2 separate regions of the Homo sapiens genome follow, and region 2 is linked to region 1. A link is a loop called in an ENCODE intact Hi-C map of the cell type or tissue named here. Cell type or tissue: CD14-positive monocyte. All regions are shown on one strand. Links, peaks and the distances in the headings refer to the core of each region. The heading gives the core; the rest is flanking DNA.

Region 1 (10,620 bases), core at 1,532-9,531:
GGCCACAGGGAGGTTCAGGTTGTTTTTTCCCCCACCGGACCAAATTGAAGACTATATTCAGGATGGAATTCCACAGCAAAAGATATTTACAGAGGGCTTCTCAGCATCGGGGAGACGCCAGTGTGTCACAGCGGTGAGTGCTGTCTGTGCTCGGGGCTCACAGCCTTGAAGAGACACCTAAGACTTGCTTTTTTTATCATCGCTTGAGAATTTCCTTTGATCATACATCTGCATGTACTCCTAGGGGTCTCGGTGGTCAGTGGCATGAACTGTGACAGTGCCCTTGCACGGTACATCATCATCCTGGAGACCCTCATCATTTATTTAATCAGCCCTCGTTGTTGGATAATTGATTCATCAGGGTGCATGAGCACATGCCATGCTTTCAATGGGCGTCTTCGTACATCAATCTCTGTGCACAGCGGATGCAGGACAGGCGAGCCTCAAAGCAAGGCTTAGCCCGTGATGGTTCTTGGCTTTGCCCAGGAAATAATTCAAGGGCAAGCCATGGTAGAGCAGAAGAAAACAGCTTTATTGAAGCAACGGTGTCACAGCTCCGTGACTGCTCCTGCAGAACAGGGCTACCCCCACAGGTAGAGAGGGGCAGCTCAGGGCAGTTTTGCGGACATATTTATACCTACTTTTAATTATATTTTAATTAATGTAGATTAAGGGGCAGTTTATGCAGAAATTTCTAGGGAAGGGGTAGTCACTTTTGGGTTGTTGGGTCATTGCCATGGAAATGGGGGGTAACTCCTGGGTGTTGCCATGGCGATAGTAAACTGACATGGCACACTGGTGATCTGTGGTATGGAAAGCTGCTTCTGCCCCCGTCCCTGTTTTGGCTAGTCCTCAATTGGTCCGGTGTCTGAGCCCCACCTCCAGAGTTGAGTCCCACCTCCTACCTCACAGCCATTTCGTTAAAGTATGTTTCTTTCTCTCCCTTCCTTCCTTCCTTTTCTTTCCTTCCTCCCTTCCCTCCCTCCCTCCCCGTCTCTCTTTTCTTTTCTTTTCTTTTCTTTTCTTTCTTTCCTTCTTTCCCTCCCTCCCTTCCTTTCTTTTCTTTTCTTTCTTCTTTCTTTCTTTCCAAGACAGGGTCTTGCTCTGTCATCCAGGCTATAGTGCAGTGGCACAATCATAGCTCACTGCAGCCTTGACCTCCTGGGCTCAAGTGATCCTTCCACCTCAGCCTCCCAAATAACTGGGACCACAGGCATGCACCACCACACTTGGCCAATTTTTTGACTTTTTTGTAGAGACAAGGTCTCGCTATGTTGCCCAGGCTGGTCTCAAACTCCTGGACACAAGCGATCCTACTGCCTCAGCCTCCCAAAGTGCTGGGATTACAGGCGTGAGCCACTGTGCCCCTCCTAAAATATGTTTCTAGAAGTAAAACTGCTGGGTCAAAAAGGCATGTCTGTTTGGGACGTGTAGTACATATTGTCCTCCAAAAAGATGGTTCCAATTTGGACAGGATTTTTTAGAGTGTTGTCAATTTTTAGTACCTAAGTAGAGAAATTTACAAGTATATATATAAAGAATAGGGACCACCCAGAATCCCACCTCCCTGTAAAAAGTCACTGGTCACATTATCGTTTATGACTTTCCAGATTCTTTTACTATGCATGTTAAACATATATAATGTCATATGGATATATGTGGATATATATATCTAAAAGAGAGAGTGAGCCTGGGAGGTAGGCAGTGTTTCTCCACCTCTAAGCCCCTTTTGATGATGTTATTGTGATGGTCCCTAGAGATGCAGGTTTGAGGCCACCCAGCTGACGGTGGCTGCCCCCTCAGTATCTACACCAGCCAAGAAGAGTTTGAGTAGCTTCACTTTTAGAAGTTTGAATTATGAAACTAGGGCTTTTTTTTTCCATTTTCCAAATATAAAATTATAACACGGAGTTATATATATTTTTTATTATGTTTGCTGACTGTCCAGAATTGAACTTGGCCAGGCGCAGTGGCTCACGCCTGTAATCCCAGCACTTTGGGAGGCCCAGGTGGGTGGATCATTTGAGACTGGAGTTCGAAACCAGACTGGGCAACATAGTGAAACCCCATCTCGAAAAATAAATACAAAAATTAGCTGGGTGTGGTGGCGCATGCCTGTAGTCCCAGGTACTTGCGAGGCTGAGGCAGGAGGCGGAGGTTGCAGTGAGCCCAGATCATGCCACTGCACTTCAGCCTGGGTGACAGAGTGAGGCCATGTCTCAAAATAATAATAATAATAAATAAAAAAAAATTTAAAAGGTGACACTACATTGTAACCTCATTGGAGTGGATTTTTGCTGGCAAAGGGGTTGGATGGGAAGCTGTTGCTACAGGGAGACAGGGAGGAGGGATACAATGGAAAGAGGGGACCGAATTGTTAGGATTGTCTGAAGAATCTGGCCAGGTGCAGCAGCTCACGCCTGTAATCCCAGCACTTTGGGAGGCTGAGGCGGGCGGATCACCTGAGGCCAGGAGTTTGTGACCAGCCTGGCCAACATGGTGAAACCTTGTCCCTACTAAAAATACAAAATGAATCAGGCGTGGTGGCAGGTGCCTGTAGTCCCAGCTACTCAGGAGGCTGAGGCAGGACAATCGCTTGAACTTGGGAGGTGGCGATTGCAGTGAGCCGAGATTGTGCCATTGCACTCCAGCCTGGGTGACAAGAGCGAAACTCTGTCTCAAAAAAAAAAAAAAATCTGGGTAGGGACGAGGCGGGGTTAAGGTTGGATGGTGGCACTGTAGACACCTGGCCTGGGTGATTGATCTTTGCTGCAAGGGCCCTGGGGAGCCAAGGGAGGCTCTAGGCAGGGAAGAGACATGATCCGTGATCAAGGCTGTGTTTTAGACAACTGGCCTGTTGACTGTGCAGAATGGCCAGGAAGGAGATAAATAAGACAAGAGGCTGTTTACTGTGGACTGGCAGGTAATTAGAGCAGGGGCCTACCATCCAGTCTGCTCTGTGGCAGGTCTGGGGGTTCCCTGGGTGTCCCGTGGGCCAAGGGAGGCCAAGCTCAAGGTGAACTTTCTTTTCTTTCTTTCTTTTTTTTTTTTTTTTTTTTGCGGGGGGGAGACAGAGTCTTGCTCTGTCGCCCAGGCAAGAATGCAATGGGGCAATCTCGGCTCACTATAACCTCTGCCCCCCCGGGTTCAAGCAATTCTCCTGTCTCAGCCTCTGGAGAAGCTGGGATTACAGGTGTGCACCACCACGCCTGGCCAATTTTTGTATTTTTAGTAGAGACGGGGTTTCACCTTATTGGCCAGGCTGGTCTCCAACTCCTGACCCTCAGGTGATACTCCCGTCTCGGCCTCCCAAAGTGCTGGGATTACAGGTGTGAGCTACCGCACCAGCCAAGGTAAACTTTCAAGCTTCATTCCCACCTGTGTTAGTTTTTTATGGCTGTGTAACAAGTTGCCAGTTTAAAACTATACACGCTTACGATCATACAGTTCCTGTAGGTCAGGAGTCTGGGCGAGGCTCAGCTTGGTGCTGTGCTCAGGACCTCCCAGGGCTGCAATCGAGGTGTCATCCAGGCTGAGTCTCACTTGAAGCTCAGTGTCTTCTTCTAAGCTTGTTTGAATTGTAGGCAGAATTGGGCTCCTTGTGGTTCTGAAACTGAAGCCCTCAGCTCCTGGCGGCCTCCCCCTCCGCAGGCACTTCACAGCATAGCTGTTTGCGTCTTCCAGCTCAGCAGGAAAGTGGCTGTCTGCTTGGAATCTCTTCTTTCAGGGACAACCTGGATCTTTCAAAAGGCTCGCCTGATTAGGTCAGGCCCACCAGGGAGAATCTTCCTTTTGCTTACATCAGCGTCAACTGAGTGGAGACCTTAATTACATCTGAAAAATCCTTTCACCTTTGCCGCACTCTATTTGTCAGAAACAAGCCACAGTTTCCGCTCAAGGAGAAGGGATTACACAAAGGTGGGACTACCTGGGGTGGGAATCACAGGGCCATCTTTTTTTTTTTTTTTTTTTTTTGAGACGGAGTCTTGCTCTGCAGTGCAGGCTGGAGTTCAGTGGTGTGATCTTGGCTCACTGCAACCTCCACCTCCCGGGTTCAAGCGATTCTTCTGCCTCAGCCTATCGAGTAGCTGGGATTACAGGTGTGTGCCACCACGCCTGGCTAATTTTTTGTATTTTTAGTAGAGATGCCATGTTGGCCAGGCTGATCTCAAACTCCTGACCTCAGGTGATCTGCCTGCCTTGGCCTCCCAAAGTGCTGAGATTACAGGTGTGCGCCACTGTGCCCGGCTAATTTTTTGTATTTTTAGTAGAGATGCCATGTTGGCCAGGCTGGTCTCAAACTCCTGACCTCAGGTGATCTGCCTGCCTCGGCCTCCCAAAGTGCTGGGATTACAGGTGTGAGCCACTGCGCCCGGCTGGCAGGGCCATGTTAGAATTGTATCTGCCACACCGTCTCTCTTTTGAGTCCCCCTTCTGATTTCAAGGTGCTCATTCCTGACTGCCTTATATCCCAAGCTCAATCCATTCCCACTTTTTCTAAGGTGTGAACTAAGAATTAAGAAGTTCTTGGAGAGCCATTACGCAGTGGCTCACACCTGTAATCCCAGCAGTTGGAGAGGCCAGAGCGGGAGAATCACTTGAGTCCAAGAGTTTGAGGTTATAGTGAGCAAGGATCTCACCACTGCACTCCAGCCTGGGAGACAGATGTTCTCAAACACACTGTTTCCAGTACCTCCACTGACCAGCAAGTATCCAGAGGACACATCTAGCTCTGTGTGAGGCACCAGGGGGACACAAAACACAGGGAAGAAAGCACTTTTTTTTTTTTTGAGACGGAGTCTCACTCTGTCACCCAGGCTGGAGTACAGTGGCATGATCTCAGTTCACTGCAACCTCCGCCTCCCGGATTCAAGCAATTCTCCTGCCTCAGCCTCCTGAGTAGCTGGGACTACAGGTGTGCGCCACCACGCCTGGCTAATTTTTGTATTTTTAGTAGAGACGAGGTTTCACCATGCTGGCCAGGCTGGTCTCAAAATCCTGACCTCGTTATCCGCCCGCCTCGGCCTCCCAAAGTGTTGGGATTACAGGTGTGAGCCACCAGTCCCAGCCAAAAGCACATTTTTTTTTAACCTTTGAAGACCTTATTATGTACTCGAGGCTGTTACATTGGCCTGCTTTCTTTTTAAAGATTGTTTTTTCTATAAAGTTATTTTAAAAATATGGAGACTCGTGGATTGTGAGTCACCATAAAATTTAAGCTAATTGGCCTGGCAGAGCGGCTCAGCCCTATAATCCCAGCACTTTGGGAGGCCCGGGCAGGTGGATTGCCTGAGGTCAGGAGTTTGAGACGAGCCTGGCCAACATGGTGAAACCCTGTCTCTACTAAAAATACAAAAAGTTAGTTGGGTATAGTGGCGCAGGCCTGTAGTCCCAGCTACTCGAGAGCCTGTGGCAGTAGAACCAATTGAACCAGGGAGGTGGAGGTTGCAGTGAGCCGAGGTTGTGCCATACTCCAGCCTGGGTGACAGAGTGAGACTCAGTCTCAAAAAAAAAAAAAAAAAAAAAATTAAGCTACTCACATTTTGGCTTGTGTCTTTCCAGATTTTTTACATTGCACGTATAAAATATGTGATAAACACTGATGTGCACATTGCTTCCCCCGCCCCCCGATTTTGAGATTTTGATTATTTTTCAAAGTAGAGCTTAGAGACGGGTTTGCTGGGGGAAAGCATGTGAATATCTTCACGGCTGTTGGTTCCTGTTTCCTAAGGCTTCTGTAAACGCTGTAACCCCTGCTGGTGGTTTGGGATTTGCTTGTTTCTTTGTCTTTCCAGAGGAGGCTGGGTCAGGAGCCCGTTGCCAGCCCTGGAGATCTCCCAGGAGAGCGGAGAGGATGGGGTGTGTGCGGCCACATCGCGGGAACCCAGTCCAGGGCCCTGCAGCGGCCCCACGGCGCCCCCCAGGGGCGAGAAGCAGAGGTGCAGGAGCCGGAGGTACCAAGTTGATTTGGGTCCCCAGCTGGGGCTCCTAAGGCTAGTGGACATCAAAGGAACGGGGGAAGAGCCTCTGGACCGGGTATGCCGGGTCTCTGGACAGAGAAAGTGCCATTTCACCCCAGGAAGGGGAGTACGTATATTTTCTCAAACTCCATCCCTCACCCTGTGCTCCTCCACCGTAAACACTGAGGCACCCATTTATGGGCGGGAACTTTGTGCCAACAACCCTATGCAGTGGGTTCTGTAATTATCCCCATTTTACAGACAAGGAAACCAAGTCCCCGAGAAGTGCCTTGTCCAGGGTCACAGGACCAGAAACTCTAGTCTTTATTTCTCTGGTTTGGGTTTTTGCAAGAGCTGACTGTCTTTCCTTCAATCTCTCTCTCTCCTTCCCCCTCCCTTTCTCTCTCAAGTTCTTTTATTTCACATAAAAAAAAATAAAAGCAGAGACACGCAATGCCCTCTCCCAAACTCAAGCTCACTTGGCCAAATGGGCAAAGGCAGCAAGTTCTTCAGCCCAGGGCAGGGCCTTAGGTACCTTGTCCTCATGGAAAAATGATACCCTGGGATGGGTGCCCAGGAAGCTGCCCACACAGCCCTGCAATTAGGGCTACAATAGCGACAGCAGTGTTTGAATATTTTCTCTTTTATAGGGAGGGCTGCCTCGACCCCTCCCTCAGCTTCCCGGAGCAGCATGTGTAAACGATTAAGCTGGTTTGTTTTCTCTAGAGCGTTCGGAGGAAGTGACATTAACATCCTCATGGTCCAACGGCAAGGCCAGCACCTCCGTGGGAAGGTCCCCGTTTTTTTCTGAAGCTGGCCTTCCTGGGACTGGCCTCCCAGGCCCCCACCTGGTGTGACCTCATCACTGCACAGGCAGCCTCAGCCTGGCGATTCTTCAGGGTGCCCTCCCTTTGGGTTGAAAAGTAGAAAGGCCTGAGATGCCTGCACCAGGCCTGGAGCACTGGCCAGGGGCCTGGGTTGGGGGGTCTGTCCACTCACGAGCTCCCAGGTTAGTGCTTCCTGGGGGAAAACAGCCTGCTCTTCCCGGCTGCCCGTGAGTGCTCTGCTCTGGGCCCCCATGCTCTGGACCAAATGCGGGCACAGATCCCCCAGATGGGGAAAGGGAGCAAGCTTTGTGCCTAGGAGGACACTCAAGCCAGGTTGGACCCCAGCTCTTGTCTGGGTGGGAGGACAGGCCTGCATCTTCCAGAGGCTTCCACCAGGCAAGTCCCATGGCCAGGATCTCTTCTTCCTGGTCACTCCTGTGTGTCTAACCCCAAACCAGCTTTTTTTTTTTGGCAGAATCTCACTCTATCAGGCTGGAGTACAGTGGCCTGATCTCGGCTCACTGCAACCTCCACCTCCTGGGTTCAAGTGATTCTCCTGCCTCAGCCTCCCGAGTAGCTGGGATTACAGGTGTGCCCCACCACGCCTGGCTAATTTTTGTATTTTTAGTAGAGACGGGGTTTCACCGTGTTGGCAAGGCTGATCTCGAACTCCTGATCTCAAGTGATCTGCCCGCCTCGGCCTCCCAAAGTGCTGGGATTACAGGCGTGAGCCAACGTGCCCAGTCTGCAAACTGGCTTTGAAGGCTCCCAGTCTCCCCAGCCCATCACCAAGTCACCAATTCCTGTTTTTTTTTTTTTTTTTTTTTTTTTGCTGCATCCGAAACATCTCCCAGCTCCACCAACTCTGTCCCCATCTGGCCCAGGCCACAGCCCCTCCCACCTGGACACCCGCCCTGGCCTCCGCAAGGGGCTGTCTCCTTCACTCTTAGCCCACGGTCCCTCTTCCTCATGGAGGCTCAGGGCACGTCCCTCCACCAAGCAAATCCCCTCCATGGCTCCCCACAGACAGGGTGACATCCAAACATCTAGTCCCGGCCACACAAACCTCGTTTGAGCCAGTTCCTGTTCCTCTCCACCTTCACCCGGCACCAGGAGATCCAGCCCGGGAACAGCTCCCACTGGCCCAAAGAGAAGCTTCTGGCCTGCCCCAGGGCTACACTCATGCAGTCCCCTCAGCCAGAAACACCGTTGCCCCTCCCCCCTCTTTGGTGAACTCTTCATCCTCTCAGGCATACCTCCTCCAGGAAGCCTGCCCAGATGCCTTCAACAAGGTTTGGGGCCCCGTCTGTGCTCCCTGGGCCCCTGCAGCACCCCCTCATAGCCTTAGTGGTGCTGTAATTATTCCTTTGTCTTTGCCTCCTCATAGCATGGCGCAGCCTCTGCGGCCAGGAACCTTGCGTTTCATAATATTTTCTCAGTGCAAGAATGGCAAATGGAGGTCCAGAAAGCACTTACCCGAGGCAGAGGCCAAACTGAGCCAGAAAACACAAATCTGACTCCCCCTCCTCCCCCAGTCCAGGGCACAGGCCTGGCCCTCACAGTCAGGTGGGGCTGAGCAGCTGTAGACCTCAGCAGAACTCCCCCTCCCCTCCACCCCAGCCCCCACTGGTGCCCCAGGCTCTCCTGCTGGTCAGAGGCCCTGCTGCGGCCAGGGAGGAAGCCGTCCAGCCACCGAAGGAAGAAGTCACACAGCGACCGGGCGGTCACTCTTCCCCAGGTGTGTTTGCACATCTGAAGGGGCCACGTTCTGTGGTGGAAATCCGGATGGAGTATGGGGAAGAGTATTCAGGGGTGTATTGGGGGCAGGTGGGAGATGGTCCTCACTTTATTCACAAGTGTAGCTGCTGTACCTTCTAACTAAAGTGGGGGCCAGGCACAGTGGCTCACGCCTGTAATCCTAGTACTTTTGGAGGCTGAGGTGGGTGGATCACCTGAGGTCAGGAGTTCAAGACCAGCCTGGCCAACATGGCGAAACCCCATCTCTACTAAAAATACAAAAAATTAGCTGGGCGTAGCAGCGGACGCCTGTAATCCCAGCTACTTGGGAGGCTGAGGCAGGAGAATTGCTTGAACCCCTGGAGGCGGAGGTTGCAGTGAGCTGAGATCGTGCTGCTGCACTCTAGCCTGTGCGACAGAGCAACACTCCGTCTCAAAAAAATAGAATAGATAGATAAAGAAAGAAAGAAAGAAAGAAAGAAAGAAAGAAAAAGAAAGTAGGTTGTCCCCGTGCAGACTACTCATGTGTGGAGCCCCATGGCTGGCACTTTAGGGGCATGGTGACCCTGCATGGGCAGGGCGGGATACTGGAGAACTGGCCCAGCTCATTGACTCCATCGAGATTCCTTGCTGTGCCATCTGCCACCCCGCCACCCCAAGGGCCAGGGTTCCCACCACCATTGCCCAGGGCTGACCGTCTTTGTGCCCTCTGGGATGGGGGAGTGTTGTCCTACCTCCCGGGGGCTGGACTGGGGTGACTTTGAGCAGAAAGGCTCTCCTGACTTCCCTGGTGGGCGTGGGGACAGGTAGAGGGACTGGCCTCAGACCATCCCTCACCCCTGTTTTCTGCAGATCCCTCGTAAGTGGTGTCACTGGCTGGTGGCACCCTCAGTTACTGGCTGCAAATGGGTGGGTTGAGGGACTTGAGTCTTCTGCTGGCCTCAGCTGTCCTGGGAGCCTGGCCGGGACCTACAGTCTGCACCTGTTTTCTGGGCCATTTCCTCAGCCCCTTCATGGTTAAATGGCCGGAGAGATCCCACGCCTTCTGTGTGCCCAGAAGCAAGGGACTGAATGTCCTTCCATCTGTCCCACACACCCTCTGGCCAGTCTAGGAATCCATGATCACCCATCCTGCCCCGCAATAGGATGGGGAGACGATCCCTGCCCAGGTTCACACAGCAAGGCTCTGCCCAAACATCTGGGTGTCCCCTTGGGACTCAAGATGGGAGATGGGGTCTAGGGTGGGTTTCTGTCCTCCTCTCCCACCCCCCCAGCCCCCATTTCTGGGGGCCCTGCAGGGTGACAGAGGACTTCATTCCCGGGAACAGTACAGATATGAGGGCAGTGGGCCTCCCATGGCTGCTGGTCTGAGCCAGGCCGAGGCGGTCTCCATGCCTGCTGCAGGCCAGAAAAGGGCCCAGGAAGGCCATCCAGCCCTGTGGGGTCCCAGCTCTCATCTCAGCCACCAACATTGTTTGCGGCCCTTACCCACCTTCCTGCAACCTTTTGGGGCTTAAAAAAATGGTTTTATTTCTTAAAGACAAAAGCTTTTTGGTTTTAATACACAAACTAAATGAGGTCCTTGGCAGGCTCTTCCACCTTCCGGCCCAACCCCTCCAAGGGTTGTGGGCTGCAGTCTCTGGTGGCCAAGGACAGAAGAGCTGGGCCCGGCTGCAGGGGCCTCAACAGCCTCGTGGGCTCGGGAGTCCAGGCTGGACAGACGGGCCAGGAGAGCTCATCCAGGAGAAGGTCACTTCCTGGGCGTCTGCCCCCTTTTCTATTGCTGTCCACCCAGGGAGGCGTCTGGGTCCTGGTGGGACTGGACTTCAGTTCACCGTAGGCACCTGGCTGTGGTGCAGGCTGAACTCCTTGGCCTTGAGACGGAGGCTGGCGATGCTGTTGGCCATGTTGACCCCTGGGGTTGCGGGGCCTGAGCTCCCAGGGCTGTAGGGTGGCACTGTGCTGGGGGCGACATGAGACACAGGTCACATGGGTGCGGTTGGCTTCTGGGTATCAGTGCTCGACCCCAGCCTCTGGTCCTGCCACCCCCCTCCTTAGCTTGCTCTCCTGGGCAGCCTTCACCCAGGACTGGGGGT
Region 2 (10,620 bases), core at 775-8,774, 600 kb after region 1:
TCTCACAGCAGAAGGTCGACAGTAAACAGCCTCCCTCAATAGCTGGTCTAATGCCCTGCTTTCCAAGCTGTCACTGTCTGCCCTGGGCAGGAAGAAGGGAAGGAGGGAGCGCAGGAGGGGCAGGGGAGGGCCACAGAACGCAGCCTTGGTTGGGGGTGGAGGGATAGGCACCTCCCGCTCTAGTACCTATCAGCTGCGAACTGCCCCAGATGAAGGGCAGAAACTGGAAGTCATCCAGACCCCACACTCCCTGGCTGCCGGCTGGCTCCATCCTGTATGTTTTCTGGAGTTTCCGCATAACCTCAAGGTACCTGCACAGGAGGACAGGGAAAGGGAAGGTAGCAAAAAGTAAAAAGACAGTCTCACCCTTTCGGCCACTGGGAGCACAAGGAGACCCCAAAATAACCACTGAAGAGTGTTAACTGGTCTCAATTTCAATAATGTAGCTTTATTTCCCCCAACAAACACTCAGCCATCTTTTGGCTCAGGAAAGGCATAAAAATCACTGATTAAGGGCCCGGGCACGGTGGCTCACGCCTGTAATCCCAGCACTTTGGGAGGCCGAGGCAGGCGGATCACAAGGTCAGGAGATCGAGACCATCCTGGCCAACACGGTGAAACCCCGTCTCTACTAAAAATCCAAAAAATCAGCCAGGTGTGGTGGTGGGCGCCTGTGGTCCCAGCTACTCTGGAGGCTGAGGCAGGAGAATGGCATGAACCCAGGAGGCAGAGCTTGCAGTGAGCCGAGATCTCTCCACTGCACTCCAGCCTGGGCGACAGAGCAAGACCCTGTCTCAAAAAAAATAAACAAATAAATAAATAAAAAATCACTGATTAGGAAGGTGGGTTTTGGTGCCATCAACTCCTGACAACTTGTAAAACCCTGGGCAGGGCCTCAGCCTCTCCAGCCTCAGTTGGCCTGTCTGAAAGCTAACACAAGTCCCAGCAGGTTATCTCCTAGGTTCTTCTGGTTCCAACCTTCTATATTATCAGAGGCTGCATATCAACCACCTGTGAAGCATCGAGCACTGCTCCTGGGCTCCGTCACAGGCCTGCTGCAGCAGCACTGCTAGACTGGGGCCCGCAATGGGGATTTTAAGAGCTCTGGGTAACTGATCCACATCAGTGCTGCCCAGCGACTGGCTTGGGTGGTGTGGGGCAGCAGGTCAGAGTCTGACTACCTGGGTTCAGCTGGCGTGAACCCAGTGAAGACACCGGATATCTCTGTGCCTCAGTTTCCTCATATGTAAAATGGAAATAACAGTTGCTATTTCATAGGGTTGTTGTTAGAATTAATGAGTTATACATAAAGTGCTTAGAATTCTTCCTCCATATGGTCAACACTGTGTCAATACTGGCAGACATTATGTGACAATTCTTTTTTTTTTTAAGACAGAGTCTCACTCTGTCACCCAGGCTGGAGTACAGTGGCACGATCTCAGCTCACTGCAACCTCCGCCTCCTGGGTTCAAGCAATTCTTCTGCCTCAGCCTCCTGAGTAGCTGGAATTACAGGCGAGTGCCACCACGCCCAGCTAATTCTTGTATTTTTAGTAGAGACGGGGTTTCATCATGTTGGCCAGGCTGGTGTCGAACACCTGACCTCGTGATCCGCCTGCCTGGGCCTCCCAAAGTCCTGGGATTACAGGCGTGAGCCACCGCGCCCGGCCTATGTGACAATTCTTTCACTTGCTTTTACTTGGAGGTTAATTTGAACCTGTTGGAAAAAAGGCTTGGACACTCCATCCACAGCCAGAGCTTGATTAGGACAGGACAAGAGAACCATGAGCTACTCAGGAGAACCCTAGAGCACCCCATTTCCCAGTTTGAGGAGGAAACAGATGGCCCCTCACGCCCCCTCCTCCAACCCTCCTGTCCTTTCTCTCACCGATTGAACACCTTGAAGACAATAGCTATTTGGTCATCCACCCGGAGCACCCCAATCTTGCAGAGACAGCAGAGGAAAGCAGCGAAGGCTGCCTCATGCCCTGGAGGAGAAAAACAACCAGCGTTGACAGTAGTCCAGGTAAAGGACTGGGATTGTTTTAGTCTCCCAGAATCCGAATCATTGATAAGTGCCCCTCTGAGGAGGGTGGTCAACATGGAGACAATGAGACCTCTTCCCCATTCAGAAAGACTTGCTAGGCCCTTTCCTTTCAAGAACTATAATACCAGTACTGGCCGTGCATGGTGGCTCATGCCTGTAATCCCAGCACTTCAGGAGGCTGAGGCAGGCAGCTTGCTTGAGCTCAGGAGTTTGAGATCAGCCTGGCCAACATGGCAAAACCCTGTCTCTACAAAAAATACAAAAATTAGCCAGACATGGTGGCATGTGCCTGTGGTCCCAACTACTCAGGAGGCTGAGATGGAGGATCTCCTGAGCCCAGGAGGTTGAGGCTGCAGTGAGCCATGATAAGGCCACTGCACTCCAGCCTGGGTGACAAAGTGAGACTGTCTCAAAAAAAAAAAAAAAAAAAAAAAAAAAAGAACTACCAGTACTATAATTCCACTCGTAAAAGACCCGGGCTGGACATTTACATTTCATTACGTAGGTTTAACTCACTCAGCAATTCCACCATATTTACTGAGCACCTACTATGTAAGCAGTCACTGTCCATGTTACGCACTAGGAGACAGTGACAAGTAAGTCCTTGCCCTCAGAAAGTTTATGATCTATCAGGGACAACAGACATTATAAATATACAGTCACTACTATGATTCCAGCTCTGAAGGAGAAAGACAGGGTACTAACTGGAGGATATCACAGAAGGACCCTGACGTAAGGGTTCAAGGTTTCCCCTAAGGAAGTAACATCTAATCTGAAATCTGAAAGATGTGAGCTGGCAAGGCAAAGGGAGTGAGGGAAGCAAGAAATGCATTCTAGCCAGAAGGAATAGCATGTGCACAGGCCTTGAGGCAAGAAAAAGTTTGATCTGTTTGAGGAACACTAAGGAGGCCAGTATGTCGAAGGCAGTGAGAGCAAGGGAGAACGTGTAATGACAGGAGGCTACAGGTCACATGGGCCTTTTGGCCATAGGAAAGAGCTCAGACTTTACCCTAAGAGCAATAGGGAGCCACTGCAGGCTTCTAAGCAGGGAACACATGATCAGATTACAGGGTGAAAAAGTATCCTCCTTCCTTTCCCAGTCATATCAAACAGGAATGGTCTGCACTGTAGGAACAACTCACTGGACTGTGATTGAATCCCATTGTTCACAATGTCACACAAAACCTATCTGGAGGGAGGTGAGAAGAGAATGTGTCAGAGAATACTTCTGTCCTGTCTCTGGAGGACGAAGACCCCTCCAGGGCCTGGAAGCTTGTGAGCTCAGTTTCCTTCCCCTGCCACAGTTTCCAATTATGACCAGACAGGGCCCAGGCTCCCATTGTTCAGGGGTTCACATGCAGCTGGGGCACCAACCCCTGCTGACCTGGCCAGTCTTCCCTCTTTGATCTTTTCCTGCTGGTCTTAGTCAAAGCCCCACCCGGTCCAAGAGGGCCCTTCTCCAGGGCCTGCCTCTGTGGCTGGGGCTCCCTCCTGTGGATCACATTCCCCAGACAAGGGGAGGGCTGAGCGGTGCCCCATCTGCCTGCCTCAGGGAAGGAAGGCGGGCCCTCACCAAAGCAGAGGTCCTCCTTAGCTGCACAGGCCAGGCCCTGACCTAGAGAACGCCTCCCTTCTCTATTTTTGAGAGATGGGGTCTCAGCATGGTGGCTCGACAGGCCGTGCCCTGACACAGAGAATGCCTCCCTTCTATATTTTTGAGAGATGGGGTCTCAGCATGGTGGCTCCACAGGCCATGCCCTGACCTAGAGAACACCTCCCTTTTATATTTTTGAGAGATGGGGTCTCAGCATGGTGGCTTGCACCTGTAATCTGAGCACTTTGGGAGGCTGAGGTGGGAGAACAGCTTGAGCTCAGGAGTTCAAGACCAGCCCAGGCAACATGGCAAAACCCCATCTCTACAAAAAATACAAAACAATCAGCTGGGCGCAGTGGCTCACGCCTGTAATCCCAGTCCCAGCACTTTGGGAGGCCAAGGTGGGTGGAGAAGTGACCTCACCAGAGGTCAGGAGTTCGAGACCAGCCTGGCCAACATGGTGAAACCCTGTCTCTACCAAAAACACTAAAATTAGCCAGGTATGGTGGTGTGTGCCTATAGTCCCAGCAGAATAATCGCTTGAACCCAGGAGGTGGAGGTTGCAGTGAGCCAAGATCATGCCACTGCACTCCAGCCTGGGCAACAGAGTGAGACTCTGTCTCAAATAAATAAATAAATTGCCAGGCTGGTGGTGCACACCTGTAGTCCCAGGTACTGGGGAGTGGGGAGATGCAGAGGTGAGAGGATCACTTGGGCCCGGGAGGTCAAGGCTGCAGTGGGCCAAGATCACATCACTGCACTGCAGCCCGGGTGACAAAGCAAGACCCTGTCTCAAAAAAATAAATATATAAATAAAAATAACTTAAAATAAATTTTTAAAAAAGAGATGGAGTCTTGCTACGTTGCCTAGGCTGGTCTTAAACTCCTGAGCTCAGGCAATCCTCCCCCTCAGCCTCCAAAAGTGCTAGGATTACAGGCACGCACCACTGCACCTGTCTACACTTCCCTTTTAAAGTGTCCACACACTCCCTCTCCTCAAAGTCCAGGTCCCTTGGCTTACATGGACCACAGATCCAAACAGCCCAATAGCACAGAGAATGTGGCTAAGAGACAAGGGGTTCAAGGGAGAGGGTGTGCCACGACACTGCAAAGGCCACCAAGAAGCGTTCCCATTTCTCAAAGCTTCAGTAAGCTGCTGCCTTGACACACAGTAAGTGCTCAATTAATAATTATTTTGGTGATGATGAGGAGCTCAGAGACCATTTTCACAAGAACAGAAAGCAGCGCTGCGCAAGCACCATGCACGGGGCATCAGCTCCCCCTGGTGGACCACAGCAGAGCTGCAGCATCCGGGCCTCCCTGCATGCCTACGCCCTCCCTGCCGGTGAAGCCACCCTAACCCCAGCTGGCCCCAATAGGTTGCAGGTGCTTGGCGAATTCTTGATTGCTCTCACTTGCTCAGAGGGCCCAGAGACCACCTGAAGCCCAAAACAGAAAGCAGTGAAGCTAGATAAGTACAGAGCCCCACAAGCAGCAGATACCTGTGCCGTAGTCAATGCGCGTGGAGTTCCCCACTGACTCCTTTAGGTAAACAGCCACCTCAGGCACAGCAGCTGCCAGATGGGTAGGGACCACTGTGGCCACCAAGTTTTCTGCTTCCTGGTAACACAAGAGACACAAAGTGGTGGCAGCATATTAAGCAGCATCCCAGTGGGCAGGTGCCCAGGGGCAGCACCTGACTGGGGGCCCACACTGCCTTGCCAGGCCAGCTTGGTTCCTGTTCTGACAGGCCACAGAAGGAAGGGGAGGGACAGCATTTATTCTTCCACAGCAGAAGACTACCCAGGCGACTTATCATCAACTGATTTTTCCAGGGCACAGGAGTCTAGGGGCAAAACAGGAGGAATCTGGAAAAAAGCCTCAACCCTCCCATGTGGTAACTCACTGGAGCCCCACAGAGACTCTGGAAGGTCAGTGCTATGATTCCCACACAGGCCACCTTCCTTCACACTCTCAGGTCAGCAAGAGCTGGTGTCATGTGCCATCAAAAGACGTGCAGAAGAATGTTCACAACAGCACTGTTTAGAGTAGCCAAAAGGTGGAAATGCAATGGAAATGTCCATCAACAGTGAAATGAATAAATTGTGGTATATTCATACAATAGAATACTACACAGCAAAGAAAAAGACCTATAGCTAGACATGAAAACATGGATGAATCTCAGACATGACATTGAGCAAAAGAAGCCAGAGAGTTATACGAAGTTCAGAAACATGGAAAAAAATCAATTTATGGAATAGAAATCAGAATAATCTGGGCGATATCAATTGGGAAGGGGAGCACTCCAGCTAGAATGTTCTATTGCTTGACATGAGTGGTGAATCCATGGGTAAAAAACTTGGCATGAGTGGTGAGTCCATGAGTAAAAACATGTAAAAATCCATCAAGCTGTAAAGCTATGATTTGTCAGCTTTAAGATATAACTTAAGGCTGGGAGCAGTGGCTCACACCTGTAATTCCAACACTTTAGGAGGCCAAGGTGGGCGGATCACCTGAGGCCAGGATTTCGAGATCAGCCTGGCCAACATGATGAAACCCCGTCTCTACTAAAAACACAAAAATTAGCCAAGCATGGTGGCGCATGCTGTAGTCCCAGCAACTTGGGAGGCTGAGGCAGGACGATTGCTTGAGCCCAGGAGGTCAAGGCTGCAGGGAGCTGAGATCATGCCACTGCACTCCAGCCTGAACAACAGGAAAAAAAAAAAAAAAAGATCATGTACCATCTTAAGAGTCCAGAGGCAGGCCCGGGCGTCTCTTGGGAACAGCACTTCACTGGGTCCTGAGTCCTCCCCTCTGCTCTATGTGAAAATATTGGGCCAGAGCAATTAGGACCCAAATTTCCTTAAGCTCAGTTGTAGACAACTGGCATGAGCCATCTCCTGGAAAGCTAGTAAAAATCCAGGTTCCCAGTCCCTACCCAGACCTGTAGACTCTGCTTTTCTAGACAGGGTCTGAGATCCTGCATTTTTATTTTTGTTTGCTTTGAATAGGTAACACCTTCGTAAGATTCAAAAATAAAAACATCAGTAGAGGATCAGTTCAATAGACTAGTCCATCCACACCATGGAGTATGCAGCTAGCATTCCAAGTGGGTGTGCAATGGCTCCATCATAGCTCACTGCAGCCTCAAACTCCAGAGCTCAAGTCATTCTCCTGCTTCAGCCACCCAAGCAGCTGGGACCAAAGGTGTGCACCACCATTTCTTATTTTTTGCAGTAACGGGGTCTTGCTATGTTGCCCAACCTACTCACAAACTCCTGGGCTCAAGTGATCCTCCCGCCTTAACCTCCCCGAATTCTGAGATTACATGTATGAGCCACCGTGCCCAGCTATGAAAAAAATTCCTTTTTGGGGCCGAGCGTGGTGGCTCACACCTGTAATCCCAGCACTTTGGGAGGCCGAGATGGGCGGATCACAAGGTCAGGAGATCAAGACCATCCTGGCTAACACGGTGAAACCCCGTCTCTACGAAAAATACAAAAAATTAGCCGGGCGTGGTGGTGGGTGCCTGTAGTCCCAGCTACTCGGAAGGCTGAGGCAGGAGAATGGCGTGAACCCAGGAGGTGGAGCTTGCAGTGAGCCAAGACTGCGCCACTGCACTCCAGCCTGGGCAACACAGCGAGACTCCGTCTAAAAAAAAAAAAAGATAAAATAAAAAATAAAAAAAATTCCTTTTTATAGCTGCACAGTACTCCATGATATTGATGGACTAATTTATTTAAATAATCCCCTACAGATGGATACTTGGAACATTTCCAGTTTGCTGTAATACAGTGACTTAATAAACAGCCTTGTAGTGCAGAGGGCCGTATGTGCACAGTCGTGTTTCCCAGAAGATGACCAAGCAGAGTATAAACTCATTTGTAATTTTGCTAAGTGAAATTGACATTTTAACAAACTGAGATTTGTATATGCCTAGAAGCGCTATACAATGCAGGCCCTTCCCCAACTGGTGCCAGAACCACCCTCACTGCCAGCCCAGTCCCTGGCCTGTCCTGTGGCAGCCTCACCTCATCAAGTTTGGCATACCAGGTCCTGTATGCCTTATTCCCAAACCGAGAGGGCTGGTCCACTGGAGGAGTCTCATCAATCCACCTGTCCAGCGTGTTGAGAAGAGCGACTAGTTTCTCAATGGCCTGTGGAGGCAAAATAGAGGGGTCCAAGCTACAGAGCAAGTGGCTCCCGCTTAGCCACAGAGGGAAGTCCACTGCTGCCAGACAATGACCCCTTGGCATGGCCCCTACTGGGAACTCTCCCCCATCCCTCTTTCTTCCCCACTGTTCTGAATATGAAGGAGGGTCAGGAGAGCATGATAGGCTTTCCAGAGAGGGAAGCACACTAGGCTGATGGGACAGGGACGGGGTGGCTTTAGCACCTGGTTTCTGTAGGCAGCCTACCCATGGGCTGCTGCTATAGAGAAGCTAACTCCAGCCCTGACATCTTTTTAAAAAGACTTTATGGAAGCCTTTTGTTCAGTATGCAATACCTACTCATCATAAAAAATAGAAATATAAACAGAAGAAAATGAAAATGACCAGTAATCCTGCCACCCAGAAATACACTAAACTTTTTTTTTTTTTTTTTGAGACAGAGTTTCGCTCTTGTTGCCCAGGCTGGAGTGCAGTGGTGCAATCTCGGCTCACTGCAACCTTTGCCTCCCAGGTTCAAGCGATTCTCCTGCCTCAGCCTCCCAAGTAGCTGGGACTAAAGGCGCACACCACCACGCCCAGCTAATTTTTGTACTTCTAGTAGAGATGGGGTTTCTCCATGTTAGTCAGGCTGGTCTCAAACTCCCGACCTCAAGTGATGCACCTGCATCGGCCTCCCAAAGTTCTGGGATTACAAGCGTGAGCCACCGTGCCTGGCCTACACTAAACATTTTAACATACCCTTCTGTGTTATCTTCTCATAGTGTTTTACATGGTTTAGCATGGTGGGCCTGGATTCAAACCCCAGCTAAAACACCATTTAGCTGCTGTGAGACCTTGAGCAAGTGACTAACTCTGAGCCTCTCAGTTTCTTCGTCTAAAAAATGGGGCTGATGATAAATACCTCCGAAGGTGCACAGTGCCCGGCGCGGGGTAATGGTATGCATTCATCGCAGGACACACTCTGCTTTGCAGCCTGCTCCTTTTCCTCATGAACCTCATTCCACATCTACATATAAACATAATCTTATGACAACTTTTACTAAGTGAATAACATTTCATCGTGCCACTGCATTATAATTAATTTAATTCCTCACTGTTAAATGTTTGGGTTATTTCCACCTGTTTCACTACCTATTTCATACACAATGCTATGGTAAATCAGCTTGCAACTCAATCTTTGTGGAAATGCCAGATCATCGTGTGCAATGCTTTGTAGGGTGGCAGAGTTTGAGAGCCCATCCCCCTACACCTTTCCCACAGAAGACAGGGACCAAGAAGTAGAATCGGAGTCAGAGGTGCGGGCAGCATTGGCACATAAAATGTTACTCAATGAAGAAATCGGGTGGCTGTCTATCCAACCCAAAGATCAGTTAGAAGGTGCTCCTTCCAGGTTGGCTTTTAGAAATAGCCCAGCACCAGGGCCGGTGGAAAATACAACGCGGAGGCTATCTGCAGCCATTCAGTCCTGAGAAAAGAGTCCCTGCCAGGAAGTGGATCTTGCCTGTGTCTATGGAAACAAACGGCATAAGAAACTTACAGGAAATCCTGGCACTGGGTAAGAACTAGCAGGGTGATGCCCACATGAGAAGTTGCGCCTGGGAGGGCAAGGCAGACCAGGCCTGCCATGTGCAAAGACTCAGCCAAGAGCTATGTATGTACCTGGGGAGAGGCAGGCTTAAGCTAATGAAACAGGCTGGCCATGCCCCCAGCTGCATATGTGAAACCGGCCCTGAGTGCTGCTCTCTCTTATCTCCCCTTTATCTAGGCTTGGGGCATGGGAGGACAGAAAAAGTAGCCTGTAAGAGGATAAATTTCCCTTTACACCTGGCTAAGGCAGAGGGCTAGGATGGCATAAAGCTGCCTTGCTGAAATGTGAGAGCGCTGCCAGAGCCTGGCTTTGTGAAAAACCAGGAATGGCTGATAAGCACAGGCCAGACCTAACCCATGCAGAAACGGGGGCTTACAATGGATGGCACAGTCATCTTGGCCCCAGGAAGCACTAGTCAGCCCCAGATTCCCCAGGGATCTCAGTCTTAGGCGAGGCACTGAAGGGGACAGAGAAGACGGAGTCACAGGAGCCAGGCCCCAGCTGCTAGCTCAGCTGGGCCAATGAATAATTCAAAGGCTCCCAGCTCCTCTTCAGGAGAGGGCTTTTTGAATGTTGTAGGGGCTGCCTCTATTGTTTGCTGTGTTGGGAGAGAAGGGCTGAAAGAAAGGGAACTGGGGCTGAAACACCTTCGAGGCACAAAGAACAACTCCAGCTCTCCCATTCTCCCTAGGCCAGTGTTTCCTTTTTGGATTTCAAGGACCAGTAAAATCTTCCCTAACATTTTACTGACCATTTTTGAATTTTGCCCCCTTGTAAGTTTTAAAAAAGCAAACAGAACAACAACAACAAAAATAAATCTCTTATCACATTTATTTTGCAAAAATCGAAAATGTTAACCCCCATAAGAGGAGGACAGGCATCATTTAAAATAAGAGCTAGCTGGCCAGGCACAGTGGCTCACGTCTGTAATCCCAGCACTTACGGAGGCCAAGACGGGCAGATCACCTGAGTTCGGGAGTTCGAGACCAGCCTGACCAACATGGAAAAACCCCATCTCTACTAAAAATACAAAATCAGATGGACATGGTGGCACATGCTAGTCGGGAGGCTGAGGCAGGAGAATCGTTTGAACCCGGGAGGCGGAGGTTGTGGTGAGCCGAGATCGTACCATTGAACTCCAGCCTGGGGAACAAGACTCCATCTCAAAAATAAAAATAAAAATAAAAATAAATAAATAATAAAAAAATAAGAGCTAGTTT

The links. A loop is a pair of places that touch in the nucleus more often than their neighbours do. Peaks named below come from ENCODE experiments on the same cell type or tissue, not always from the same donor. Only the 100,000 strongest peaks of a DNase experiment are listed, where the experiment ranks them.
Region 2: a loop joins it to region 1, with 3 times the contacts of the local background. A loop is called at or near these places in 10 of 110 quality-filtered maps.

The regions. Positions count from the first base shown.
Region 1 is chr9:129,722,083-129,732,702 of GRCh38, reverse strand. It overlaps LOC124902284 (a long non-coding RNA gene), which reads left to right and starts at 5,836. Exons shown (of 2, transcript XR_007061815.1): 1 at 5,836-5,954; 2 at 6,371-6,414. It overlaps PRRX2 (paired related homeobox 2), which reads right to left. Exons shown (of 4, transcript NM_016307.4): 4 at 10,029-10,486. The coding sequence ends at 10,351. RefSeq lists a silencer at 5,759-5,952 and an enhancer at 7,492-7,991. In CD14-positive monocyte, for the core only: CTCF peaks have their summits at 5,721 (motif pointing left) and 5,925 (motif pointing left); a DNase peak (open chromatin) is centred at 5,912.
Region 2 is chr9:129,126,162-129,136,781 of GRCh38, reverse strand. It overlaps PTPA (protein phosphatase 2 phosphatase activator), which reads right to left. Exons shown (of 10, transcript NM_178000.3): 4 at 7,672-7,797; 5 at 5,143-5,260; 6 at 1,888-1,987; 7 at 187-311. Among named protein-coding and RNA genes, the nearest start is that of PTPA, 20 kb to the right of the region's middle. RefSeq lists enhancers at 3,104-3,604, 4,698-5,252, 9,014-9,936 and a silencer at 4,805-5,006. In CD14-positive monocyte, for the core only: CTCF peaks have their summits at 4,718 and 4,918 (motif pointing left); a DNase peak (open chromatin) is centred at 4,911.